3 separate regions of the Homo sapiens genome follow, and regions 1 and 2 are each linked to region 3. Evidence: chromatin loops called from intact Hi-C (ENCODE). Cell type or tissue: PC-9. All regions are shown on one strand.

Region 1 (5,000 bases), 140 kb before region 3:
TGTGGCCTGCTCGGTCTTTTCCACGTGGGTCCCAGTTGAGTCCTCTCTCCATTCCTGTTCGTTCTCAGATTGCGGGGAACGTGTGAACAGCCGATGTGTCTATGAGTTTTCGTCCCTACGCTGGCTCACATGGCGGACACGAACCGATCTATCCCACCGGGATAAGCGGCAGCATGGCGAGCATGGTAGGCGCCTGCACTGGCCCCTCCGAGCTGCCCGCCAGGGTTGTAGCAGGCTCCCAGCGCTCCGAACTGGCCGGGCGACGTGCGCCCGTAGAAGTCCACCGTGGTCTCCACGCCGCCACTGCTGCCGCCCGCTGGGGGCGAAGCGGGTCCCGCCAGGCGGCCAGCAGCGGCAAAGATCGCACTGCCGGCGCCCTGCGGGTACGCGCCGTCGGGGCCCGCGTAGGCAGCCGCATAGGCGGAGGGGTTGGCCGGCCGGGCCCCGGTGCAGCCTGCGGGCTGGTAGCCGGTGGTGGTAGCGGGGGCGCCGGCGGAGGCAAAGGCGCAAGAGCCGCCGGGCCCCGACGGTGCGGGCCCCAGCTCTGGGCTGAGCGGCCGCTCAGGAACCAGGCCGAAGACGCGGCAAGGGCCGGGCGACGCCGCGGGGTAGTAGACTGGAGGCGGCGCGGCCAGCGACGGCGGCGCGTAGCCTGCATAGACGGCGCCCGGGTAGGGGGGGCGCGCGGCGGGCACCGCGCCTGGGAAGATGGCGGCGGCGGCGGCGGCGGCGGCGGCGGCGGCTGCGGCAGCCGCCGCGTCGTGCATGTAAGCCGGGTAGGTGGAGAGGTCCGAGCGCTTGAAGCGCTTGCGGCGGCGCAGGAAGCTGCCGCTCTCGAACATGTCCTCCGCGTTGGGGTCAAGCGCCCAGTAGTTGCCCTTACCCGGGCGGCCGGCCTCGCGCGGGATCTTGAGGAAGCAGTCGTTGAGTGTGAGGTTGTGGCGGATGCTGTTCTGCCACTTTTTGGGGTTGTCGCGGTAGAAGGGGAAGCGCTCGGTGATGAACTTGTAGATGCCGCCCAGCGTGAGGCGGCGCTCGGGCGCGTGCGCGATGGCCATGGCGATGAGCGCGATGTAGCTGTAGGGCGGCTTCCCGCGCTGCAGGGGGCGCTTGCGGCGCCGCCCGCCCGCCCCGCGGCCCGTGGCCTCCCCTGGGACCCCGGCCCCTGCTGCCGTCTCGCCGCGCTCTTCCTTCACGGTAGCCAGCACCTCCGGCTGCGGCGGCGGCGGCCCGCTCTCGGCAGTCATGGCGCGGGCGTCCCGCACCCCCGGGCTCTGGATCCCCGCGGCTGTCGGGGGGCGGGGGCGGGCCTGGCGTCCCCGGAACGGACGCTCGGCCCTTCTGCGGAGAGCTCAGGGGATCGTCGCGGGCTGGCCCCGAGAGCCCAGCGGCCCAGGCTGGCACGCGCTGGAGGCTCAGCGTCCGTGGTCTGGGGCTGGCGCGGTGCAGACAGAGGCTCGGGAGTGACCCGCTAGCCGACGGCTCAGCCCGCGTGGTGCTTCTCGAGGCGGGCAGCGGCGGTGGCCTCGTGACCGGGACTGGACTCTGGTCTCCGGCTGAAGGGTCCCTTGCGCGCTGGTGCCGGGCGGTCGAGGGGTCCGGAAGTGATCCCTGGGTTGGGGTGGCTGCAGCTGGTCTGTGGTGCCCGCTAGTTTAGGATTACTGCCTAGGTTGTGCGCGCAGAAGAGGCTTCGGGCTCGAAGGCCAGAGCGAGGGCAGTTAGTACTGGCGCTGGGCGATCTGGCGGGGGCCGCCCATGCCCTGCCCCCGAGGCCAAGGTGGCCGTAAGCGCCACGGGCAGAGAGGCGAGGCGGGGGCAGCGAGGTCGGGGCGCGGGCCCAGGCGGGGCGACCTGAGGCTGGTCCTCTCCACGGCGTGGGTCTCCAGCCCTGCGGACCGCTGGCGAGGCGCTCCCCTGCACACACCGGACCGGCTCCTCCCTCCGCCGGCTTCCCCTCCTTAAAGGGGCCACGAAGCGTGGGGCGGCACCGGTTCCCTGCCCGCCCCCCGACTGCCCGCCCCCCGGGGCCCGGGCGCACCTCCCCAGGTAGGAGCAGCTGTGGCGGCGCGGTAGGAGCCCCACAGCGTCAGGGCGGGGAGGGCGCTTGGAGATCCCCCGGGTCGGCCCCCTCCGCACCCCGATCGACTGAGGCCCGGAGAGTTCAGGAACCGGCTCGGGAGACCTCAGCGCCCGAACTCGGAGTTTTCGGACTTTTCAGGCCTCTGCCAAGGGCTTGGACTCGCAGGTGAAAGGACGGGCTCATCTCACTTTTTTGTCCTGAGAGGGTGAGAATTGGCCGAGAGGGCGCTTGGTTTTTGTGGGAATGGGGAGGGAGAAGTTCCAGGAGACTGGCTCCCCGGGCCTTTCAGGATGGTTTCCAAACCCCAATCGTGGCTGCCACAGCCACTCGGCACTCCAGTCCCCCCATCTTTCGAATGAGTATTCCTAGGCCCGAAAGGGAAGGTGACTTGCCATGGCCCCACTGCGGCTTCTCCGCTTAGCGGAGTCTCCAACCTGCGTCTCCTTTAGGACTGCGCTTCCCAACTGTGTGGTAGAGGTAGCCGCTTTCCCTTTTTGGGCCCCAGGTCCCTCGACTGTACCGGGGTCTGGATCTCTCAAGAGTCCTTGCGTGGTAGATATTTAGGGATAGGCCAATCACCACCCCCAATCATCCGTCTTTGAGAGGCCCAGGATCTGTCTCTATTTGATGGATAGTGGTGCACGGATTAAAGACGACGCAGGATAGGTAACCTCCTCCTCCAATCCCCCGGGACCAGGGTAGCTCTGAAGACCCCCAGAGGCAGCCAAGCAGCCCCTTCCCGCAGCGGGGAGTGAGGGCTGCGGGTAATGGGGGAGTGGGAAGAGAGCGGTGGCCGGGTGGGCGCGTCTCCGGGGGAAGGGGCGGGCAGTCGGGACACGTTTGCTTCATGGGTGTCCAATTTCTGAGTTCCTTTCCTGCTGTCCCTGAGCCGGAACTTGGTCCTAACCTGAGATCCTCGCGGCGCGGCCCCTCTGGCCCGGGTTCGTTCCCTGGCCATTCACTGGGAGATCCAGGGCCTGTCCTTGTCCCCTCGCAGGGCCTCAGTGTTCTACTCTGTTAAATAGCAGCTGGAGGGCGTGTGCTGATCTCCGAGGCCCCTGCTACGTATAGGATTCCGGGCCTTGGCGCGGGTTCCAGTGGCTCCAGCCCGGACGCAGCTTTCCGGGGTGGGGGGGGGGGGCGGGCCGGGGCTGTGGGTGCAGAGCCGCGCGGATGGTGGTGCCAGGTGAGTGTGGGAGATCCCAAGACGAGAGTTCTGGCCAGTAACGGGTGGCATGCCTTCCAGGGTTTTAGTCGCGTTCTTCGTGGCGGTGAGCTGAGGGCAGGCTAAGCCCGGCCAAGCGTTGGGCAGCTGCCTTCGGAAGAGCGAGGCAAAGCCCAGATCCTTGCTCCGTCGACCCGGTGTGTGGAAACGCTCAAAGCGTTTGCTTGACAACCTTCTGCGGCAGAGGGTTGGTCGAACGAAGGGAGAGGGGCTTTACACTCGCTAAACAAAACTCCTGGTTTCCTTCTTCCCAAGTAATGGAGAAGCAAAAAACCCAGATTTCGTCCTGTTTCGTTTTTACAAAGGAGGAAAAACTTCAAATTTTAAAATTTTTAACTGGATTATATTATAGGCACCTTTTAATACGGGATTTCGTGGCTCTCAGTAACTTTCAAGATTCTGAGATTCAGATATCTAGATTTTAAATTCTGGACGACCGTTGTCCTAACGTGATTCCATAAATCTAAAGAATGCGATCCTGCGATCCTGCGACCCTGTAATTCTAAGATTCCAAGACTGGGAGTCTAACTTTGACTATGCTTATATTCCTTTGACTTAAGCTTCTAGTCAAAGTCTAAAAACCTATGTATTAAGATACTGGGACTAAACCAGGCACGGTGGCGGGAGCCTGTAGTCCCAGCTACTGGAGGTTAAGGCAGGAAGATCGCTTGAGCCCAGGAGTTCCAGGCTGTAGTGCACAATCATTGTGCCTGTGAGTAGCCACAGCACTCCAGCCTGTGCAGCAAAGGGAGACCCGGTCTCTTAAAAGCAAAACAAAACAAACAAAAAACGGGGACCTAAGATTTTGTGCCTGAAAATATGATGCCACTCTTGAAGCTGCCACTTCTCCAGTTTTTTATTTTTTCCACTCTAAGTTATATATTATTTAATTTGAATTCCTGTTTAGGAATGTCTGATTGGAAGAATTTGAATCCTGTAAATCCGCAGTTCTCTCCTTCCTTAATTCTAAAATGTTAGTGCTGGATCTGCTATTCTGTAGTTCAAATAATCTGATTCCAATAATTCTTCTAATGTTTGTGATTATATGCTGTAATGATTAGTCCCATGACTTTATGATCCTCTACTTTTAAGCTGCAACGACTATGGCTAAAAGCCTTCTTGTCTCAGGATTTTCTGTTCTTCAGTGTCTTGTGTCTGTGACCTCATTCTTCTAGAATTCTGATGGTTTTCTCAAACTTTGTTAATATCAAGCTACTCCTGTGGCCGAGACCAAATACCTAGCATCATGAGATTAGAATTTCCAAGATCATGATTCTAAGATTTTCGCAAACCAAGGACCCCTAAATTTCTATTTCATAAATGTTCTCTTTGAATAATGCATTTGAAGATTCTGTGAGTCCACAGTGAGTTCACATTAAATGATTTGGTGAGTACACAGGTCACAAGTTTACCCGTTTGGATCAAAACCATACACAAAAATCTCCTCGGGGCATTTCCTATCTCTTCCCATTGCTTCCTTCTCAGTTTCTTGAGAAGGAACATGGTCATGGCCAAGTCCTCCCCTCTTCTCTGCCACAGTGCTCCTTAACGTTTATGAATCATCTGGAAGTTAGGAAGGGCAGGTTCCAGACCCTTGGAAATCATTCTCCCAATCCAGCAGGGGTGGGTTGGTGTTGATGTGGGCAGGCCAGTGATTTCTGCTTCCCACTGATCTTCAGCCCTTCAAGTATTCC
Region 2 (5,000 bases), 540 kb before region 3:
TTCTAGACCAGGGTTATGGGACTAGTTCTACCACCACATGCCTGGGCAACTTCAGAGGTTTAGTTTCTCCATCTGTAGAAAGGGGTGCTCACTCCTGCCTTGCCTCCCTCCTGAAGAATCCAGGAGTTATTGGATGTGAAAGTGGATGTTTGGACCAACCGCCAGCCAGTGCTGGGAGACTAATGACCAGCATTTACCATGAACTTGTTTGGAGGGCCAGAGCACCTGGAAGGTGCCACCATGTTGTCACATGTGCATGTGGCTTTCCAGTCTCCATTCATATCCATGATTCCAGTGCATCCCCAAGGCAAGGATTACTCCTATTCCACAAAAGGCAGCAAAGACTTGGAGATGTCACACAGAGATAGTGATGGTACCAGGACCCCACGCATATCAGAATTCAGTGCACCTCCCCCTCTCACAGCGCCTCCAAATTCCTCTATCCAGTGAGCACATTTTGAGCACCTACTGTGTGTCAGATACTGTGTGATACCCTTGTCTCATTTCATCCTCATCATTGTCCTATGCAATGAGACTTATTGTCACCAGAGTACAGATGAGGAAACTGAGGCCCAGAGCAGCTAAGGAACCGCTGAGTGGGAGACCAGAGCCTGATGATCTTCTGTGGCCAGGAAGCATACATACCTACAGTGACCCCCTTTTTTTTTTCCTGGGAAAGAAAGCATTCCTAAGCCTCCCACAACCTTCCCCTCTTCCTGCACCCAGTGCCACCCTTCAGGCACAGGGCCTTGCCAACTAATCCTTGTGCTTCTCAGGCCGCCACCAAGCAAGCGATGCTGTACTGGCTGCAGCAGCTGCAGATGAAGCGCTGGGAATTCCACAACAGCCCGCCGGCACCTCCTGCCACCCCTGATGCCGCCCTGGCTGGGAATGGGCCCGTCCTGCACCTCGAGCTAGGTACCCAATGGGCTACCCTCCTGCCTGCACACCCAGGGCTCTGGTGATTAAGCCTTTACCCTCCTGCTGGGAATGAGCGGGAGGAGCCCTCTGCTAAGGAAGCAGAGAGCCAGGGATATGACTCAGGATTAGTTAGGGCAAGAATTTGGGCTGAGGCCAGGCTGCCTGGGTTCAAATCCTAGTCCTATATAACTTTAGGCAAGTTGTTTAACCTTTCTGAGCTTGTTTCCTTCCCCATAAGATGAGGTTTATAAATTATCCCTACTTCTTAGGGATGTTTTGAGGATTAAATGAATTCATATACCTAAAATGGTTAGAACAATGCCTGCACATGGTCAGAACCCAATACTTGTGAGCTACTATTGTGATGACTATTATGGAAGGCCTCAAGAAATCAAACTTTCACAGAATTGCTGTGAGGAGGGTTAATAAGAAAATGCAGTGTTGTAGATTTGTGTCGTGAGTTGGGTAGATCAGTGACTTTTTTTTTTTTTGAGATGGAGTCTCACTCTGTTGCCCAGGCTGGAGTGCAATGGTGCAATCTCGGCTCACTGCAACTTCCGCCTCCCGGGTTTAAGCAATTCTCTGCCTCAGCCTCCCGAGGCAGCCTCAGCTGGGATTACAGGCACGTGCCACCACGCCCGGCTAATTTTTGTATTTTTAGTAGAGATGGGGTTTCACCATCTTGGCCAGGCTGATCTTGAACTCCTGACCTCGTGATCTACCCGCCTCAGCCTCCCAAAGTGCTGGGATTACAGGCATGAGCCACCATGCCTGGCCAGATCAATTATTTTTATCGCTGGTGTTCCCATAAGATAGGATCCTTTTCCCCCAGATGACTCACAAATGAAGTTTCTTGATCCCAAATCCTGGATCATCCCAACGTGGAAGAGTCCAGGAGACCACACCCTCCCACCCCCATGCTGCAGCCAGGAACATGATTGGCAGGTTTTAGGATCGGTATGGACCACCTCACAGCTGCCCCTGCAAGAATGTGGAAAATCAGGTCCCAGTACAAAGCCACACTGTGTCTAAAGTGCTTCATGTTCAGTTGACAGGGAGGCCAAATAGGCAAGGGCAGGACTTGTTACCAAGTACCCCCTGGACCTCTGTACCTGGGTGCTTTGCATGTCCAAAGCTGAGTACATCTGCCCCAACCCTTCTCCCCATTTCCCTTCCCTCCTCTCAGTAGATTTCCCCTCTTGTACCCACTAGTAGTTGCCCTCCACCCTTCCTCAATTCCAGCCAGTGAGTCCAGTCAATCACTGTGCTGGCCATTTTTGCCCTCTGACCCATACATCAGACCCAGGCCTTTCTCGCTGCCACTGCCCAGGTCACACCTCATCTCTCAAAGTCACAGTGGCCTCCTCTCCAGTATCCCCATGTGGAGGCCATGCCAGAACCCATCCCCTTCTCTGCAGCCTGAGTGAGCTTTCTTAAACCTGACCCTGAACCCGGTCACTGCCATCCAATGCCACCCACCACCTCACTCCTGCACTCAGGGCTCATCCCTCCTGATCTCACCTCTGCCTGCTCCCCCAGTCCCCACCTTGGGCTTGATGCTTCGGCAGAGTCTCTGCTCTCTCTCCTTTGCCTGGCAAATTCTTGCTTATTCTCTATGGCCAAGCTCCAGCATTGCCTTCTCTTCTTGCCAGCCTCCTCCTGGAAGCCTTCTCAGACTTTGTCAGCTGGATTCTCTCTGGGCCCTCAACACTTTTTTCAAACACTTCAAGGGAGACCTGTTCCATTGTGTTCTATTAATAATTACCCCCGTCCTTGTCCATCTCCACCCGCTAGCCCTTAAGGGTGGGGACTTTTTTTTGGTTGCCTGTGTCACCTCCCTGGTGTCCTGCCTGGCACATTGGATATTTGTGGAATGAATGTGTAAGTCAATACACTAAACTTTATAATTAAATGAGGAAAGGAATGTAAACCCCTTAGCATAACCTCAGGCACATAGTAAGTGCTCAATACATGGGAGTTGTCCTAATAATATTGTTATTCTATGTCTATATGTCTGTGCATAGAACACACCCATGCTATTACTATCATAATAGTATATACACAAACATATATAGGTGCTGTTACTAGTATAATAACTGTTCCTTTTATTCTTAATAATCATTAGTAATTTCTTTGGAGTTTCTTTTGAAGGGTTTCTTTGCTTCTGCTCCAGCCCCCACTCCCCATCTGCCAGGGAGCCAGACAACCCTGGTTTTGCAGAAAACTGCAGCCTGGGTTGATGCTGCTGCAAAGATCAGCATCAGACTAGAGGCCAGCAGAAACCTCTGCAATAATAGAATTCCTGTGTCTTAACTGAAATTTGAAGAAGCAGATTGTGGAAGAACGGCTCTGGGATCCTCAGACCTCTTCTGCTGTGGGGAACCTGTTGCAGGTTCTTTAATTGTGCGGCTTTGCTTCAGCACACACGGCGGGCCTCTTCCAGGCCAGCCCCTGCTGTGGGCATTGGAGAAAGGGGTGGAGTTGCTGTGATGACCTGGGTTCTAGTCTCCTGAGGAGGATGCTGCCTGAGACTCAGGAAGCAGGGACGTGAGCTTCTCCTCTTGAAACCTTTCCTCGCCTTGCAGCAAGCCTGCACTCTCCTCCCAGACCCAGGGCCTGGCAAAACCTTCCCAGCCCACCTAGAAAGATGTTTCTGGTGTCTTGGGCAAGTCAGCAAGGCCTGGATTAGCCACGTGGAGCAGGCTGCCCCACCTCGCCCGCCTCCACCCTTCCTGAGGAAGCAGCGGCCCGCTCCCATGTCGTTGAAAACCTCCTGACCCATGTCTGACTTTGAGTCAGAGACTTCTGGTAAAAAGTGTCTCGTCACTGCTCTTGAGCAATCTGCAAGGCATGTTCTCTCCTGCTTTTAAGGATTTACAACTTTATTTTATGCTTTACCTAAACAACGGTCTCCGCAGAGCCAAGAAAGATCAAAGGGAACCCACGAGACTTATAATAATAAGAATAGCAAGTTGCCACAGTAAGCTACAGTTTACAAAGGACCTGTATAAATGTGTACTGTCATGAAATATGCCTGCTGCCCCAACACTTTACATGCGTCATCTTATTTAATCCTCACAATAATTTTATAGAGTAGTTAGTGCTATTTCCATTTTATAGACCAGGAAACTAAGGCTCAAAGAGGTCAAGAGACCTGTCCTAGGTCATGTAGTAAGAAAACATCAGTGCTGAAATTCAAACCCTAGGCTGCAGACTCATAACCTGCCCTCCCAAAGCTAAGGGGCAGCCAGGCACTCGTCCAGGGCCCTCTAGGGAGGCAGTGACCTCCTGGGTCAGGCCCTTTTTTTGTCTAGGCAGCGCCTTCTTCCCACTGGTGGTGGGGCAACCCTCAGAGCTCACGTAAAAGGAGAATTACAAATAAATGCTGCTGAAAATCCTCTGTGTGGTCACTCATGGAGGGCATTTCTCCAGGGTGCCCCAGACTGCAGCCTCAGGTCATTGATTCTGCCTCCTGTGGGAAGTGCTGGTCTCTGTTGGGGCATCGCCATCCTGTGCCGCCCGTGCCTTGCACACTCCTTTGCATTGGGAGCTTGTGCCTTCATGGGCAGCCCCTCCTGTCTTAGATGATCTGCTTGTTAGAAAGGCTGCTCTGATAAGCCACATTGTTTAATGGGAAAAGCAAAAGTAGGGACGTGTTTGAGTCTATAACGGTGTCACCTGCTAGCTTTGACTTTGGCCACAAAACTCAACCTCTCTGAGTGGCTATTTCCTCATTGGTAAAACCTACCAGTGATGACAACCCCCAGGACTTGGCTCTGTGTAGTCTCAGAGTTGATCTAGGCCCACAGGTGGCACTTACAAGAAAACAGATATTAGCAGTTAGGGAAGTACTGCTAAGATATCAAAATCTTAGAGAAACTGTTAAGTTTTTTTGGTTTGCTTTGAATGAAGGAGAATAAGATGGTTAAAATATTGATAAATAAAAAAATTTTATTTTTTTCGAATCAGTTCAGAGTCTGGCTTAAAGGTTACTTTGAAAGATGTGAGTCCACAATATGGGGCTTTATGGCTTTTTTTTTTTTTTTTTTTTTTGAGACGGAGTCTCGCTCTGTCACCCA
Region 3 (5,000 bases):
ACCCCCATGTCCATCAACAGTAGAATGGATAAGTAAATTGTGATATATTTATACAAAAGAATACTATATATGTCAATGAGTGAATGAACTATAGCTATATGCAACAACATGAATCTCATTCATATACTGTTGAGTGAAAAAATATAGACAAAAATAAATACTGTATAATCTACCATATAGTTCAAAAGCCAGACAAGACCATTTTTAGAAATCAGAAGTCAGAATTATGTTGCTTTTGGGGTAAGAGGTGACAGTAACTTGGAGAGGGTCCAAAAGATTTTGGGGGATGCAGGTAATGGTCTCGTATTTTATCTTGGTGGTGAATATAAAAGCAGAGTCAATATGCGAAGATTTATACCTATGATTGTTTGCATGTTTCTGTGAGATTTACCCCTATGATTTTTTGCATGTTTCTGCTTTTATGTTCTACTTTAATCAAAAGTCTGCTTAAAAATGACATAGAAACATTTTCATGACATTGAAAGATATTTGTGTTGTCATGTTATATTAAAAAATACAGGTTTGTGTATAGTGTGCTTTCACTTATTCCCTTCAAGATCATCATACATATGTGCTTTTCAGTACATGACATATCTTTAGGAGGATATATGAGCAATTGATAGAAGTGGTTGCTTCTGGAGAGTGAGAATGGGAGAGAGATTTATTTTTTACTTCATGTCAAGGGTGTCCAATCTTTTGGCTTCCCTGGGCCACACTGGAAGAATAAGAATCGTCTTGGGCCACACATAAAATACATTAACACTAATGATAGCTGATGAGCTTTAAAAAATTGCAAAAAATTTTCATAATGTTTAAAGAAAGTTTACGAATATGTGCTGGGCCGCATTCAAAGCTATCCTGGGCCATATGTGGCCCATGGCTGTGGGATGGACAAGTTTGCTTTATGCTGTTTTGTACCTTCTGAAGATTTAACTGTGTATATGTATTGCCAATTCAATGCATAAATAAATCAGACTATAAAACTGTATAATCTCATTTTTCTGAAAATAAAGGACTGGCACTATCAATATAAAATGATAACTATGTTTACCTCTGGGTAATGGAATTATGGATTATTTTATTTTATTTTTATTTATTTGTTTATTTTTAAGACAGGGTCTAGCTCTGTCACCCAGGCTGGAGTGCAGTGGTGTGATCACAGCTCACTGCAGCCTGGAACTCCTGGGCTCAAGCAATCTTCCCACCTTAACCTCATGAGTAGCTGGGACTACAGGTGTACACCACTGCACCTGACTGATTTTTAAATTTTTTGTAGAGATGGGTTGGGGGTCTCGCCATGTTGCCCAGGCTGGTCTCAAACTCCAAGACTCAGGAAATTCTACCCCCACAGCCTCCCAAAGTGCTGGGATCACAGGCATGAGCCATCGTGCCTGGCTAATTTTTTTTTTTTTAAATCTGATTTTTTCAGTCTTCTAGTACGAACATGTATTTCTTTTGAGAATGAGAAAAGTCATTATAACTTTTTTTGTAGTGCAGTTTTTATCAGTGTTACTGAGGTATAATTTGCAAACGGTAAAATACACTGATTTTTAAGTGCATTGTTCAATGAGTTACAAATGTGTATATATCCATGTCATCGCTCAGTCGAAACCTAGAATGTTTTCATCCCCTAGAAAGTTCCTTCTCAGCCTTTGTAGTCAACCCTCCCCTTGCCTAAGGAGGCAACCATTGACCCAGTTTCTATCACTGTAGCTTAGTTTTGCGTCCTTTGAAGAAATAGAAATTGTACAGTTCGTACTCTTTTTATATATGGCCTATTTTGCTCAATATAATGCTTTTGAGATTTATTTATGTTTTTATGTGTATCCGTAGTTCATTATAATTTTTTTAAATGAAGAGTAACATCTTAACTACTTCCCGCTTTCTGATCTATGGGATGAGACACCATCCACACGAAAATAATCCTCCACAGACTCTCCAAGCATGTCCGCTGTAGGCAGGAGTGATCCTATAACCTTCCTATCCTGGGAGGAGAAACAACACCTCCCCATTCCATTCTGGCCTGCCCCCTCCTCTGGCGGCAGCGCCAGTCTCAGGTGAGAGCCACCCTGCTTGTTGCCATTGTTCTGCGAGTGACAGCCTCGGGGGGCAAATGGAAAGCCGTCAACCTGAGGGCTGTCAACCGCAGACAAGAATTCCTTTCTTTGTCAGGCTGGGTGGTCTTCGTGGCTTCAGCATCAACCTGTACGAAGACGATAAACATCGTGTGCGCTTGCAGGAAAACATCGCCACCACCCAACAACTCTAACCACACTCCTTTGTGAGGCCAAGATTAGCCTGTATGTGGCTTCCCTTGACTGTGTACAAATCATCAAGTCCCAGCCCCAGTGAGGGCATCCAGAGGTCATTTACTCCATGTCCCCCCACCCAGTCCCCCCACCTGCTGCCTCATGACATTTATTTGTCCCAGAATCTTAATCATAGACAGCTGGAGTGTCCCTTAGAGATCTCCTGGTCCGACCCTCTCAGGCTACAAGAGGGGGTCCAGACACAGGCTGTGTCTGGGTCACACAGCACAAGGGCTAGGGCAAGGGCAAGAACCCACATCCTGCAAGCCTTCCCCTTTGGAGTATCCTTTCCACTACTCCAAACTGCTTTTGTTAATGTCACCTTCACCCCCAAGGTACAATGTAGTGCAATTTCTAACTTTCCAATAAAAAAGGAGCGTGTGTATGAATAACCTACATACTTAGGGAACCTCCTGCAGCCTGGGGTGTAAAGGCTTTCTTGCATTTGTGGCCAGGACAACCGAGGCCGCTTTCATTAAAGAATGGTTTGGTGCCCTCTACTGGCTATCAGTAACAATGACAATCACTGCCCCTCTTCCTGGGCATCTGCTGAGCAGGACATTCAACGTGCAAATTTATTTCTAATTTTGAATGCAAAGAACAGGCCTGGAGAGTAGGCAGTTTTATCCCAACTTTATAGAGGATGAAATTGAGGCTCATACATATTAAATAATCCGCTCAAGTTGATTGAGCCTGGATTCAAACCCAGCCCTGTTTCTTCCGCTCCTCTGTGTCAGCACTTCTACTGAACATGTGGGCAGGCCTAGGCTGGGACATCAGTGGCTTGCTCAGGGCCACAAGTCCAGTAAACCCCATGCTTGCTGTTCACCGTGCCAGGCTGCTTCCCAGAAGGAAAGTGACATACAAAGTGCCCAAGGAAACTTCTTCCCTGTGGTAGCCTTCCTCCAGAAGGGGCGCTAGGAGGGGACCTAGGGTGTCTCTGGGCCTTTCTCTGTACCCAGGCGTATGTGGTTAGGAGGTTCCAAGGGACTCAGAGATGCAGAAAACACATTTAATCCACTTGATTCAATGATGCTGTGCAACCGAGCCCTAGGAGTAAATGTGTGAGTGAATGAATGAATGAATGGAGTGGTCTAGACACTGGCGTGAGGACTAATGGCAGAGGCTGTGCAGGTCAGGGGTGGTTTTGCAGTTGTACTATAAAGAGATTGATCCCAATTTAATTTGAGGAATCCATTTCTATGGATCAGAGCAGTCCACAGATAGAGAAGGCTTCTACCGTGGGGGTGAACTCCACATCCCAGGGATATGTAAGCAAGTTGAGAAGACTTCAGTGGAGTTGTTGAAAGGGGATTTAGAGCCTATGTGTGTTTTGTTTTGTTTTTTTGAGACGGAGGCTCACTCTGTTGCCAGGCTCGAGTGCAGTGGCGCAATCTCGGCTCACTGCAACCTCCGCTTCCCTGGTTCAAGCGATTCTCCTGCCTCAGCCTCCCAAGTAGTTGGGATTACAGGTGCGTGCCACCACAGCAGCTAATTTTTGTATTTTTAGTAGAGATGAGGTTTCACCATGCTGGCCAGGATGGTCTCCAACTCCTGACCTCGTGATCTGCCTGCCTTGGCCTCCCAAAGTGCTGGGATTACAGGCGTGAGCCACCGCACCTGGCCGCCTGTGTGTGTTTTTAAACATTGGTGTAAACATTTAGAAACTGGAAGATTTCACATTAAAATCCAGATTTCTAACTCCTCTTTAACAAAGTGGGAGACGGCCTCACTGGGCCTGCTGCAGCCGGTCACTGCTGCCCCTCCCCTCTGCGTTGTCCCCCAGCACTGAGGATGACCAGCAGAGGTTACTTCGCCTCACACATGTGCTGTTGTTTTTCTTATTGTAAAAACAAATAAGAGTAGCTGGGACTACAGGCACACACCACCACACCTGGCTAATTTTTACACTATTTTTTTCCAGAGGCAGGGTCTCCCTGTGTTGCCCAGGCTGGTCTTGAACTCCTGGGCTCAAGGGATCCTACCACCTCAGCGTCCCAAAATGCTGGAATTACAGGCATGAGTCACCGTGCCTGGCCTGAAGTTTTTTTCAAAGGAAAAGAGAAATTTTAACAGGAGGAAAAAGAAAAATTGAGTACAATGTATTTGTTTGTGTAAATAAAGACATTTCTATACATTTTAAAGGCAAACACCTGACTTGCTTTTATTACCAGCTTGGACTCCACAGCATCCTGAGTTTGCTAGCCAGTAGAGTCTTTGGCACCTTCTTATCTCTGCAGTGTGGACCTCAGGTCAGATTCTCACCCTGTTGCTGCTTCCGTCTTTAGCTTCTGAGAGATGGGGGACGTGGAGCAGTCCTGGGTCTCATGGTCTGAAGGGAGAAGAAATCCTGCCCAGGCAGACCACTGTGAATGTCCAGGTAAGTGAGAGCATAAAGTCCTGGCAGACCATATCTATGCCCTCTGCCCTAGAGGAGCCCTTTGGAGATGCAGTGCCTGGTCATGAATCTGCACTTTCTTCCTGTGATAGGGTTTCTTAACTCTTCCCTCCCCGTCCTGGCCACATAGATGGCTCTCTGATTCCCTGGTGGTGTCTAGATCTGAACACAAGCTCCAGATGTGGTTTAAGCAGCCCCAAACAGCGGGACAAACACCTCCCTCAGTTCAGGCCCTGCTTTTGTTCTTGTCACCTCAGGTCACACCATCTCTTTTCAGAAGCCATGTCACACTG

Evidence for each region. Hi-C counts contacts between places; a loop is a spot of excess contacts. Peaks named below come from ENCODE experiments on the same cell type or tissue, not always from the same donor. Only the 100,000 strongest peaks of a DNase experiment are listed, where the experiment ranks them.
Region 1: it touches region 3 in a loop (10-fold over the local background); 8 of 110 quality-filtered maps call a loop at or near these places.
Region 2: a loop joins it to region 3, with 4 times the contacts of the local background. A loop is called at or near these places in 35 of 110 quality-filtered maps.

What each region holds. Positions count from the first base shown.
Region 1 is chr9:97,850,162-97,855,161 of GRCh38, reverse strand. It overlaps FOXE1 (forkhead box E1), which reads right to left and starts at 1,936. Exons shown (of 1, transcript NM_004473.4): 1 at 1-1,936. The coding sequence starts at 1,247. The coding sequence ends at 126. PTCSC2 (papillary thyroid carcinoma susceptibility candidate 2) reads left to right here and starts at 2,082. Exons shown (of 11, transcript NR_147055.1): 1 at 2,082-2,246. RefSeq lists an enhancer at 2,968-3,469. In PC-9, no CTCF peak of the experiment used is centred here; DNase peaks (open chromatin) are centred at 2,201 and 2,971; H3K4me3 peaks cover 3,769 bases; H3K27ac peaks cover 2,690 bases.
Region 2 is chr9:98,247,703-98,252,702 of GRCh38, reverse strand. It overlaps TBC1D2 (TBC1 domain family member 2), which reads left to right. Exons shown (of 13, transcript NM_001267571.2): 2 at 777-918. Among named protein-coding and RNA genes, the nearest start is that of TBC1D2, 5.4 kb to the left of the region's middle. RefSeq lists enhancers at 3,040-3,956, 3,957-4,874. In PC-9, no CTCF peak of the experiment used is centred here; DNase peaks (open chromatin) are centred at 972, 1,912, 2,782 and 3,682; H3K4me3 peaks cover 667 bases; H3K27ac peaks cover 4,809 bases.
Region 3 is chr9:97,708,609-97,713,608 of GRCh38, reverse strand. PTCSC2 (papillary thyroid carcinoma susceptibility candidate 2) reads left to right here. Exons shown (of 11, transcript NR_147055.1): 10 at 4,598-4,689. Among named protein-coding and RNA genes, the nearest start is that of XPA, 14 kb to the right of the region's middle. In PC-9, CTCF peaks have their summits at 2,622 and 2,823 (motif pointing left); a DNase peak (open chromatin) is centred at 2,778; H3K27ac peaks cover 731 bases.